3 separate regions of the Homo sapiens genome follow, and regions 1 and 3 are each linked to region 2. Evidence: chromatin loops called from intact Hi-C (ENCODE). Cell type or tissue: B cell. All regions are shown on one strand.

Evidence for each region. Hi-C counts contacts between places; a loop is a spot of excess contacts. Peaks named below come from ENCODE experiments on the same cell type or tissue, not always from the same donor. Only the 100,000 strongest peaks of a DNase experiment are listed, where the experiment ranks them.
Region 1: a loop joins it to region 2, with 3 times the contacts of the local background. A loop is called at or near these places in 2 of 110 quality-filtered maps.
Region 3: it touches region 2 in a loop (4-fold over the local background); 9 of 110 quality-filtered maps call a loop at or near these places.

What each region holds. Positions count from the first base shown.
Region 1 is chr3:217,590-221,589 of GRCh38, reverse strand. The region is part of intron 1 of CHL1 (cell adhesion molecule L1 like); the gene reads right to left. Among named protein-coding and RNA genes, the nearest start is that of CHL1-AS2, 22 kb to the right of the region's middle. In B cell, no CTCF peak of the experiment used is centred here; a DNase peak (open chromatin) is centred at 2,359.
Region 2 is chr3:352,276-356,275 of GRCh38, reverse strand. It overlaps CHL1 (cell adhesion molecule L1 like), which reads right to left. Exons shown (of 28, transcript NM_006614.4): 11 at 1,505-1,636. Among named protein-coding and RNA genes, the nearest start is that of CHL1-AS1, 32 kb to the left of the region's middle. In B cell, CTCF peaks have their summits at 1,513 and 1,712 (motif pointing right); a DNase peak (open chromatin) is centred at 1,725.
Region 3 is chr3:190,509-194,508 of GRCh38, reverse strand. No RefSeq gene overlaps it. Among named protein-coding and RNA genes, the nearest start is that of CHL1, 4.3 kb to the left of the region's middle. In B cell, no CTCF peak of the experiment used is centred here; a DNase peak (open chromatin) is centred at 2,058.

The sequences.
Region 1 (4,000 bases), 130 kb after region 2:
TTTAAGGAACTAACTGGGTTGACTTTTTGTCTGGTCTTTCACAAGGACCATGATATTAAAAGTAAAAGGGATGAGATTTCTCTTAGATCTAAGCAAATGATTCTTTGAATAAGTGTAGGGTCTGCTACACATAAACACTCTAATAGGCTCACCTTTTAATCTGGAGCTGAAACAAAAGTTGATATCGATCTTCTGTGATAGTACTTGAACAACTGAGGGCTCAAAATGCACTGATTACTATAGTCTTAATTTTACAATGATGATTAGTGTCAATGAAAAGAGTCAAATTCTGTAAAATATTTGATGAGATTTATTCCGAGCCACACGAGTGACCATGGCCCATGACACAGCTTCAGGAGATCCTGAGAACACGTGCCCAAGGTGGTCGGGCTACAGCTTGGTTTTATCCATTTTAAGGAGAAATAAGACATCAATAAATGCATGAAACATGTACATTGGTTCATTCTGGAAAGGTGAGACAACTCAAAGTGGGTGAGTGTGGGATTTCAGGTCATAGGTGGATTCAAAGATTTTCTAATTGGCAACTAGTCCAAGGAGTTTATCTAAAGACCTGGAATCGATAGAAGGGAGTGTCTTGGTTAAGATAAGGATGGTTGTGGAGACCAAGGTTCTATCCAGATGAGGCCTCCAGGTAGTAGGCTTCAGAGACAATTGATTGTAAATGTTTATCAGACTTTCGAAGGTGTGGGTTAAAACATGTTCAACTTTACTAGCTGATGTGAAATTCCTCCTCTAAAAGGAGGTTATGCCACTGTCCACTCACACCAACAGAGCATGAGCGTTCTCATTTCCTAACACCTTCACAAGATTCTGTACTACATATTTTCATTGTTGTAGTCTAATAAATGATAACATTTTCTCATTGTGAGTCTTTTTTGTGATGGGATCTCACTATGTTGCCCAAGCTGGAGTGCAGTGGCTACTCACAGGTGCAATTATAGCATTCTACATGCATAGGTGTAAAATCCTTTGAATGTGAGGACTTCTTTGATATCTGTGGTGGCATGACAGATATCACAAAAATTATGCATGGACCTTTTTTTAAAAAAAAAACAACTCATCAGCTATCGTTAGTGTTAGTGTATTTTATGTGTGGCTCAAGACAATTCTTCTTCTTCCAATGTGGCCCAGGGTAGTCAAAAGGTTGGACACCCATGCTACAGCCTCGAATTTCCAGGCTCAAGAGATCCTTCCACCTCAGCCTCCTGAGTAGCTGGAACTACAGGTGCATACCACCACTCCTGACTTCACTGTAATGTTTAAAATCAGATCATTGAAGGTTTAATTTACATACATCACAATAACCAAATTTGTAAAGGTACAATTCAATGAATATTGACAAAGGTAGATGGGGTATTAATACCACCACAATCAGCACACAGTATTCCCATCATGTCAGTCGTCAACCACCCTCCCCAGTCTTTAAAAACAATGATTCTATTGCTATCCCTTCAATTTCACCTTTTCCAAAATATCGTATAAATGAAATCCCACAGTATGTAACTTTCTTTCACCTAGCATAATGCTTTTAAGAGTCATTTATTTTGTTGCATATATCAGTAGTCCATCCCTTTTAGATACTAAGTATTATTCAATGATGTAGATGAACAATTGTTTCACTGTGATTTCAATGTGCATTCCCCTGACTATTCATGAGGTTGTCTATCTTAGTATGTATTTTGGCCATTTGAGTTTTTTTCTGAAATGTGTTCTCTTTTTTAAAAAACTTTCATTTTAAGTTCAGGGGTACATGTGCCAGTTTGTTACACAGGTAAACCTGTGTCATGTGGGTTTGTTGTACAGACTATTTCATTAAGCCTAGTTCCCATTAGTTAATTTTTCTGATCCTCTCCCTCCTCCCACCCTCCACCTTCAAGTAGGCCCCAGTGTGTGTTGTTCTCCTCTAAGTGTTCATGTTTTCTCATCACTTAGCTTCCACTTATAAGTGAGAACATGCAGTATTTGGTTTTCCTGCATTAGGTCCTGCATTAGTTTGCTAAGGATAATAGCCTCCAGCTCCATCCATGTCCATGCAAAGGACATGATCTCATTCTTTTTTAATGGCTGCATAATAGTCCATGGTGCATATGTACTACATTTCCTTTATCCAGTCTGTTATTGATGTCATTGATGGGCATTTAGGTTGATTTTATGTCTTTGCTATTGTGAATAGTGCTGCAATGAACATACATATGAATGTGTCTTTTTAACATAATGTAAAAATTTATATTCCTTTGGGAATATATATAGTAATGGGATTGCAGGATTGAATGGTATTTCTGTCTTCAGGTCTTTGAGGAGTCACCACACTGTCTTCTACAACGGTTGACCTAATTTACACCCCCGCTAACAGTGTACTTTCTCTTCCTTTTTCTCCACACAACCTCACCTGCATCTTTTATTTTTTGACCTTTTTTTTTTTGACAGAGTCTCACTCTGTCGCCCAGGCTGGAGTGCAGTGGCATGATCTCGGCTCACTGCAAGCTCCACCTCCCGGGTTCATGCCATTCTCCTGCCTCAGCCTCTGGAGTAGCTGGGACTACAGGTGCCCGCCACCATGCCCAGCTAATTTTTTTGTATTTTTTATTTACTGACGGGGTTTCACCGTGTTAGCCAGGACGGTCTCGATCTCCTGACCTCGTGATCCGCCCGTCTTGGCCTCCCAAAGTGCTGGGATTACAGGTGTGAGCCAGTGCGCCCGGCCTACTTTTTGACTTTTCAATTATAACCATTCTGACCGGTGCGAAATGGTATCTCATTGTGGTTTTGATTTGCATGAAACGTGTTCTCTTTCTTTGCCCATTTTTCCTTTCTGTTGTCTTTTTCCTCATAAATTTAAAAAAGTATTATTTTGTTCTTTATGTCATTCTTTATATCACAATAAATCATATCATTTCACATAGATTTGAAAGTTAGCATCCAAAGCTTAAACTTTAATTTTTATAGAAGAAGAACACATTTAGCAGCACTTGACATCATCAATATATGGGCTAAAACTTAGGGCAGGAATTTGTGCTAAAGTCAACATAATTTATTTTCTATTCAGTAAACCTTTCAATGATCAAATGATTCCTTCTTTGGAAAAGAGGATGTGGGTAACATCTTCTCTACTGACTTGAGGAAACTTAAATATGATACACAAAAGTATATTAAGGAAAAAGATATCCAAACTCCATTTGATACCATTATCATGCCATTTTAATCAACACACATCATGCTTATGATCAATAATTGAATGGAAAGGGTCTTTCATCTTCTAAAACATAACTGCTGTAAGAATTAATAAGCAGGTTCTGTCAGTGCAGAAAGTATTCAGGAATTCTTTCTGCAAGAGCACACCCTCATCCAATCCAGAAGCTCACAAAATTTCACCCATCCCAGCCCTGAGGTCTTTTGGAAATCACCCAATCACTCTGCTATTAAGAAGCCTGAAAACACGTATCGTAAACCTTGTCATCTCACAACCACTTATTCTTTGATTGTTTCCTGTGGAGGTTTCCTGTGCAGGGGCTGTGGGTTATAATTTACAACAGCCCCCAAAGCACCCATATCATCTTAATAGAAGTACAATAAATAAAATAATAAAACAGCCTTGCTCATAAAATCCCCTTTATCACATCCTCATTCAAGCCTAAGCTGTTCTTATCTCCCTTGCGGAATACCAACTGGTCCTCCTCTCCATTGCAATCTACTCTGCATGCAACAGCCAAGGTTTGTTTTGTTTGTATATATAAATATATATACATATAGACACAAATTACATCAACTAGCTTAACTGTTGGAATTCCTTTGAAGTTCCTATACTGCACTTAAATCCATATTGTTGTCCATGACCTACAAGGCCTTATGTGATCTGCCCTAAGCTCACCTTGTGCCAGCTGGTTTCTCCCACACTCACTGCACTGCAGGTTCTAGCCTTCTGTCCATTCCAGATGGGGCCAAATTGATTCCTCCACACCGCCTCTCCACTTGCTTCCCC
Region 2 (4,000 bases):
GTGTTCCGGAGAATCTGCGTTCCTTACTTTTGTAACCTGAACATTCATTATAAACAAAAGTTGCTTTCATTTCCCTTCGTCTACCCAAAACCTCATTATTATTTTTCATTTTTTATTCTGTTCCCTAAAGAGATGAAGAGAAAAATCCCAAATCTGAAGATAGTTAATAATGAGGACTAAGGTTTCCTGAGTGTCTGTTATGGGAAAACAATACCAACCAACCATACCTTACGGGGGGCTGTTTTTGTGGCAGTCCCCGTGCTAAGCATTCTCTGCATGATGTTTCCTTTAATCCACAAAACAACCCCGTGAGTCAGTGTTATTTTTATCCCAATTTACTGATGAAGAAATGGGTTTGAAGAGGGTCAGTGATACTCCCCGTCACGCAGCTAGTAAGTGGTAGAGTCAGTATGCAAACCCAGGCAGTCTGGCTCCAGAGTTTATAAACCATCACAGTGCTCTACAGATGAATCACTGCCCTAGGCAGCTGGCCACATTTTTTTTCATTCAAGCACAACCAACCGCCACTATCTCCATTTTGCAGTTTAAAAAACGTAAGCTTGGGGAGATTCAGAAAACACCTCAAGATGAAACAGCTGGCAAGGTGCACATCCTAGACGGGACCCGAGGTCTGTTATCCACCAAGTGGCTCACCCTTGACTTGTGCAGGCCCCAGAGCAAAAGGACAAATGGAAGCCACTATCGTACCTGCTCTTAATTAAGCAATTGACACGTAAAAATATGTTCTATCCTTCTTCCTGAACAAGGACATCCAAAATAATCTGAGCTCTAGGTTCCAGTGGAAGATTTGGGGACTCCTTGGAGCTCTATGCTGAGCATGGTGAAATGGGGAGAGTTGGCCCTCAGTGCTGGGCCATTCCTGTCTTTCCCCGCCCAGCCCATTTGGAGTGGGCTCAGGGTGGACCGGGCATGGGGATTTTCAGGTCTTTGTGCTTGAGGTTGGTAGCAAATAGGCAGTAATGGGACCATGTTCAGACTTGGGATGCCTCCTTTTCCCTGAGGATGCTTTCAAATCATGGAGACAAGCGGGACCAGAGGGTGATCAGAGCAAGTCCCTTAAAAGGGCAGAGCCCAGGACAGGTGTTGCTGTTGCCTGAGCCTAAAGGAGGTCCTGACTTTGAACCTGTGCCCTCAGCTGCTAGGCTACTGTTCTGTTTCTTCTCAGGGACAGGAACAATAATTGGCTTTTTTCCTTGGATGCATCCTCTTTCTCATTCAATTTTCTTTTTAAAAATTAAAAATCTTTATTCTTATATATAATTTATAAGAGGGCACAGGCAGTATAAATATTATTTATGGCTCTTCCATGAATATCAAGTCTTAACAACCAAATTGCTTAGAAATAAACAATCTCTGATTTGCTGGTTGTATCTGTCCTGCTAATCCAACCACATACCAACTTCATTTTACACACGTCTGACCATCATTAATCCCGTCAAACCAGGGCCTTCAGCATTGCATTGCAATTGGTTTTTAAACTTACTGTCAACTGGGGAGCCATTGACTCTCCACTTGATTGTGGGTTGAGGTTCTCCTTCAGCCTCACATAACAAGATGCCATTGCTTCCGGTGCTATACACAGCACTCTGAGGCTTCTTTGTCCAGCGAGGAGGCTCTGGATGTAAAGTGAAGAGCTCATGAGAGATGTTATCTATGTCAAAAAGTCCAAAAATGTTAAGGCCTGTATTTCTACTTTGCACCAGCAGAGGGCAGACACCACAAAGGGTTTCATAGTAGCTCTTTTTGGTAAACTTGCTCTGCAAAGCAAGGTGGGAGCTGCTTTTGTGTTGTATGGTGTGTGTGTGTGTGTGTGTGTGTGTGCTTGTGTTTAATTTGGACTCAGCATGTATCATACATCAACATACTGAAAATAGTTATATACAACCATTTTATTTAGCTATACAAGTAGCTACCCCACTAGGAAAAAATGAGGGAAGAATAAGCAGATGGTGAGTTTATTTAGAGCTCACTACAGGTTATTTTCAAGCTGCAGCATGGCATCTAAAAAGGTGGATACACAAGAATTATATTGTAAGAATTTTAAAAATAAAACTAATTAAAATATTTAATGCTTATTTTGAATATTTCTTAGTGATCTTATAGCATTTATACATATAATCTACTTGAAAAATATTATTTCCTAGAGTTTTTTTGTAAGAGGGGAGAGAGAGAAGCCCAAAAGCAGTGTTTAGCTTTCTGCAGTCAAAACAATGCAGCAAAATATACCTTAAAATTACCTGTATCTTTCTATGCCCTAATGCTCCAGTGTAACAATACTACAAAGTATGTCAGAAACAGATGACACATTTTACTGGATTTCCATGTTTTTATAACTCTATGTTTTATAACTTCATGAATATTGCTATGTCAGGGGTAACTAAAAGGTTTAGATTAAAGTGTTGATGGTTTGGATAATTTGATTTCAGAGAAAATTGCACAAAACCTGCAGGTAGCAACTCCCATCAAGTGTAGTTTGGTTATTTCCCCAAAGATATTTTAGATTTCCATTTTTAGCTAAAAACGAAAGTCTTCAAAGATATATGTATGTATACAATGAAAAAATATCATTAAAATTTTTCTAAGTAAAGGAAGAAAAAGAGGATTATGTAAAAAGGAAAGAACTGTAAGTTCATCAGAGGAAACAAAAGTACACAACTAGCCTTGGCAAGTTCAAGTTCAAGTCCAAGTGAGATAAGTGCCTTTGTAATTACTCCACAGGGTGTGGACTTAATTGTTAAATTCCAAGTTAAATATCTGTATTCATAAGCTGTACTACCTGTAAATGTTTAGTCACTTGGTTTAAAATACACTAGTCCAAATTATAAACTGCGATCATTTTCTGAGGTGAAGGTTTATTTTTGTCTATTTTGCATTTTTTTAATGATATCCTTACTTTTTTTCTGGTTATTTTAATACAACCAATATAAAACTAAATATCTGTAAGTTAGAGAAAAATATTCCATGAACATGAACATTATGGCATATCATATTTATAATAGAAAATTACAACTATTGCTTTCAACGTATGCAGAAATAAAGAAAATCAAGCAATAATGATATTTCTGTAAATCTTCTTGAATAATTACTATTGCCATTAGGATATTTACTATTAGGACTATTAGTAATATTAGTATTACTGAAAGAGGTTCCAAATTATCACGTCATCCAATCCTTTCATCTTACAGACAGAGGGCTGAGCTTTGGAGAAGTTGCCTAACTTGCCCAGGCCCACCAGCAAAGGAAGCTCCAGTTCCTGTTCTCGCCATTCCACAGATAAATACACAGCAACTATGGATGAGCAGCATTTAGACTCTGAAGTCATGTGGTTTTTGTTTCTAATTTAGTGTTATCTTATGAATTTGTATCAAAGACAGGAAAGAAGGCCAGCCCAATTTATGCTTCCAAATCCAAGCTCCCCCAATATTTATCAACTGACTCAAGAAGTTCTGAGCATTCACTAGGCTTCCTCACTATACTTTACCTTAACCCTTCTTTATAAGCTTTCTTTATAATTGCTTGAAAATTTACTTTAATGCTTTTCATCCATTTCTCCTATAGAAGTAAGCTGGTCCTGAATCATGTAATATTGGGAGGGACTTGAGTCAAGCTTGTTCTGCTCAGAAACAGCTGCTTCTTGAGCCTTAAAACCAAAAATTCTGAGGAAAAATACCATCCTCATAGAAACCCATTCTTTTATCTATTATCCTAAGACATATGGTAACAGATGAAAATTGCTTATGTTGAAACTTTATGCATTTTCTCATAATTGTAAATACAAAAATAAGATGATAAATATTTCTCATGTTGCTGGAAACAGATGCAAATGTCTGAACATTGGGACTATATATTAAGCAAGCTAAATAGAGATGTTTATCACTAGGAAAAAAACAAAATAAAACAAACTTGGTACCTATAGAACATACAACACTGGTTATTTTTAGTAAAACTGTTTCTTCACAGGTTCTTATTAAAATCTATA
Region 3 (4,000 bases), 160 kb after region 2:
GTTGCACCTAGGTGCTAGAGAAAGAAGATATACTTATGAGTCACATGGAAATGTGATTGCCGTAGCTTTGAAAGGTGTGAATTTTCTCTCTGATAATTGAGGACGGCCGTTTCGAATGAAAATACTAATATCAAGCCACAAAAATAGGGGAGAAAAGGGCCCTATCATGAATAGAAGCAGAAGGTGAGAGAGAGGCCAGTCATCTGGAAAAAGATAAAAGCTATTAAAAGCTGGGGCATTTTTCAGCTTTTCCTGCTGATTTACTGCCTCCCTCCCTCCCTCCTGAACCATCATTTGGTATCATTCCCAGAGCTAGGGCCATTGAAGTAGTATTGCCTTTTGGCAAATACAAGTAGCTAGTGATGTGGCATCATTCCTAGAAAAATTGTTTAGCAGAAGAGCTGGAGTTTTGAAAATGGCATTTCAGTCTAGCAGTTCCAAATAGTCACAGATCAACAGGGGCTTTCCGGCCAACTGCTGTAATAAAAAATAAAAATAAAAAATAAAAAGCAGGAAGCAGGATGTTCCACTGAGGAATAGATCCTTCAAAAGCAACCTTGAAAGTACAAAGCAGCCACTTCAGCTTTGATATTAATAAAGCTAAAAAGACCATATTAATTCTGCAGAGTTATCCTGACAGAGTCACTACTCCTTTAACTTGTCCTTTAATACAAGAACAAAAGGATATGTATTAAAAATCAAAGGGCAATAATTCTGGAACAACTAAAAAGGTAAAATCTTGTATTGCATGCCATGGATCATTAATATGTATAATTCAGCCCTGGGAGGTCATGAAATCAAATACTTTCACTGGATTTTTTAAAAAGGCTAAGAAACTTTGTGGCCATTAATAACATTATAATTATGTAGCCAAGATAATGTTAAGTGTTTTCAAATCTCATGCTTTAAGGCATCCATTGATTACTTGTGCAGGTCAGAAGGATTTCCCACCCTCCAATCAGCAATGCCTACAATGACTAGTTTTCTCTCCTATTGATGGTTTGCTCCAAAGTCCTATGCCCCCAAGTCTTATCTCAAAGGCCTGTGAACTGAGTTATAGGATGAATTCCTATTTGTTGGAGAAAGTCCTCATATGTCTGGAGGATGAGAATTTCTTCTAAACCTCTCTATTTCCAACATGGTACGAAATCTTTTCAGTCTGGAAGGGACCTCAGAAAACATAATCTTCCATAGCTTCTTTTTATATCTGAAAAGAGTAAGGTTCAGAAATTTTATCAGAGTTGTACAACTGGTTAATGGCCGAGAATATATTGAAAAAAATCTCCAAGTTTTTAATCTTGTATCATTTTACAGGATGAAAAGTCACTGCCATCTTTGAAGATAATTTTATTTATTATTATTCTGTTGCAGCAAACAAGACAAATGTCGAATAGTGGGATAGCGAGTAATACCAGGAGCATAAAGGCTGATCTTTTTACAGAGACACATAGCCAAAATGAAGTTTCTCCTTTTCTTTTTTTTTCCAGTTGTTTTTGAAAGTATGTTTTCCACTCAATGTAACAGAAACATGTTAGAGAAAAAGGAAAGACCAACAAGAGCTTGTGGCAGCCACAGGTTGTTCTCCACTTCCTCTGCCCACTAATCTGTTTTTTGTTGTTTTTGTTGTTGTTGTATGTGACGGAGTCTGGCCCTGTCGCCCAGGCTGGAGTGCGGTGGCGCGACCTCGGCTCCCCGCAAGCTCCGCCCCCCGGGTTCCCGCCATTCTCCCGCCTCGGCCCCGGGAGTAGCTGGGACCACAGGCGCCCGCCAACCCGCCCGGCTCATTTCTTCTTGTATTTTTGGTAGAGACTGATTTTCACCATGTGAGCCAGCATGGTCTCCTGACCTCGTGATCCGCCCGCTTCGGCCTCCCAGAGTGCTGGGGTTACAGGCGAGAGCCAATGGCGCCCGGCCTAGTTCTTTTTCTCCTTCTGGACACAGGGCCGCTAACCTAAAGACTAAATTTTCTAGTCACTCTTTTGACTTAGTTTGGTTCTAGGACTAGGTTCTCACCAAAGAGACATGAGGAAAAATGCTGTTGGCAACTCTCAGCTCATCTACTTAAAGATCATCTAGATTCACTTCTCCTTTTCCTTTTGACTAACCCACAGTAGTAAAAGGCTCATGTTGAGGATGACAAAGAAACCCCACTCTGGCCTGAATTCCTACATGACTCTGAGGATCAGAACCTACTTAATACCATAAAAAATTGAATGTCCCCTTTCAATTTGAGCCAATCTCCTTTGGAGACTTTTATTATAACTGCTTAAACTTTATCCTTAATGCAACTGTAATCTCTGTCGTCAGAACAATTTCAGAAGAATAGTTAAGAAAAATAAGAATGGAAGCTACCACGAATACCTGTTGTTTTTTGCTTGCCAAGCATTTATCTCCGTTCATTTAGCCTGGTTGGACCTAGGGAATAATATCTCCTATGTTTATGTGGCCGAATTGAGGCTAATTCCAATGCTTTCTAGTTACCCCTGGTCCATGTGACCCAGGCACGACCAGCCAATATTTTCTACTCCTAAGTCTATGGGGACTAAAGCTATGAAGGGCATCAGACCCAACAGAAGCCAATGAGAAACCTACCTTGGATTTATGAGCTACTAGGAAAAAACTGAGGGTTGCTCAGAGGTATGACATAAGGCAGGAGAAACTCCCTTCTTCTTATCACCACTTAGAAAGAGCCTTCCTGAGAATAAAGTCACCATAGAGAAAAGAGGAGAGAGACAGATACTTGAGAATTATATTCCAAGACCTAGATCTTCAAATAAACTGAAAGGTTATTTTTTATTAAAAGCTGAAACTGGAATACAACTTGACCTTGTAGCCGGGTGAGACAAAAAAATGTTTCATGTAAAATAGTTTCGATGGTTTCCTGTTTCTTAAAATCAAAATAATTCTTCTTCGTGGTACATTTCTAGGTAAGATTATTCTCTTGTTATAGGTTGTTTAGTAAGAGGTGTATACATGGCAAAAAAAACTCTTCATTTCATAAACTAACCTAACTGATTGGTAGTGACTTACTGAAACACTGTGTCCAAAGGATCCTGACCCTGCATCGGAGCTGAGCAGGAAAGGTTAAAGTGACCTACTAATGTTTTCTATCACAGATATTATACAAAAGATAATTCTCATGTGTTAGGTATTTACTATTCTTGCTTTAAGATATTCTTAAGGTTTAGCATACATTTAGACATGGGTGGGGACTTTATTCTTTTGAACTAAGGTATAATAGGACATCCTTTTAAGGCATATTTTTATCCGTTTTTTTAAAAAGCCATGGACCAATTAGCCCTCTCCATGCATAGTTTAGGAACCATATTTCATGCTTTCAATTAACTTTATTTTCCTACAAAATAAATTAATTAGCAGACATGTACTGAAATCACAGGTTGCTAGTATGTGATGCACTGTGCTAACACAAACATAACTCAGTTTTTTTACAAGCATTGCATTGGATTTATTGTCTTCCAGGGGTTAAATGAGACCTATCAATTTATTATTTTCATGTTGTTTTTCAGAATATGATAAACAGACAAACCTTCTTAGGCATTCAAAGCACTATGCCACAGTACAGTAAGCCCACAGCAAGGGTTCCAAATCGTCTGTTTATATTGACATGAAAAATTTGCCTTATCTTATGGGGATTAGTTACTCTCTCTTATGCCATATCCTTTCTGTTTCTCACTTAGAGAGTTTTGTGCCAGCTCATACTACAACACTTAAGGTCACATAACCAGGCAAGAGCTTTATATATAACACTTGTATTGCCCATATATTGAGTTTTCTCCAAACAGGAAACACTTATTGACTTAGATTCCTTTTTCTGTATCTGAGTGAATGCACAATAATACAAATATAGAACACATTTTCAAATATTATTACTTGCATATAGAAGCCATCTTAAAAGTTTCCTAAAAGTAAACGCTTATACACTGTTGCTGGGAATGTAAATCATTTCAGCCACTGTGTAAAGCAGTTTGGAGATTTCTCA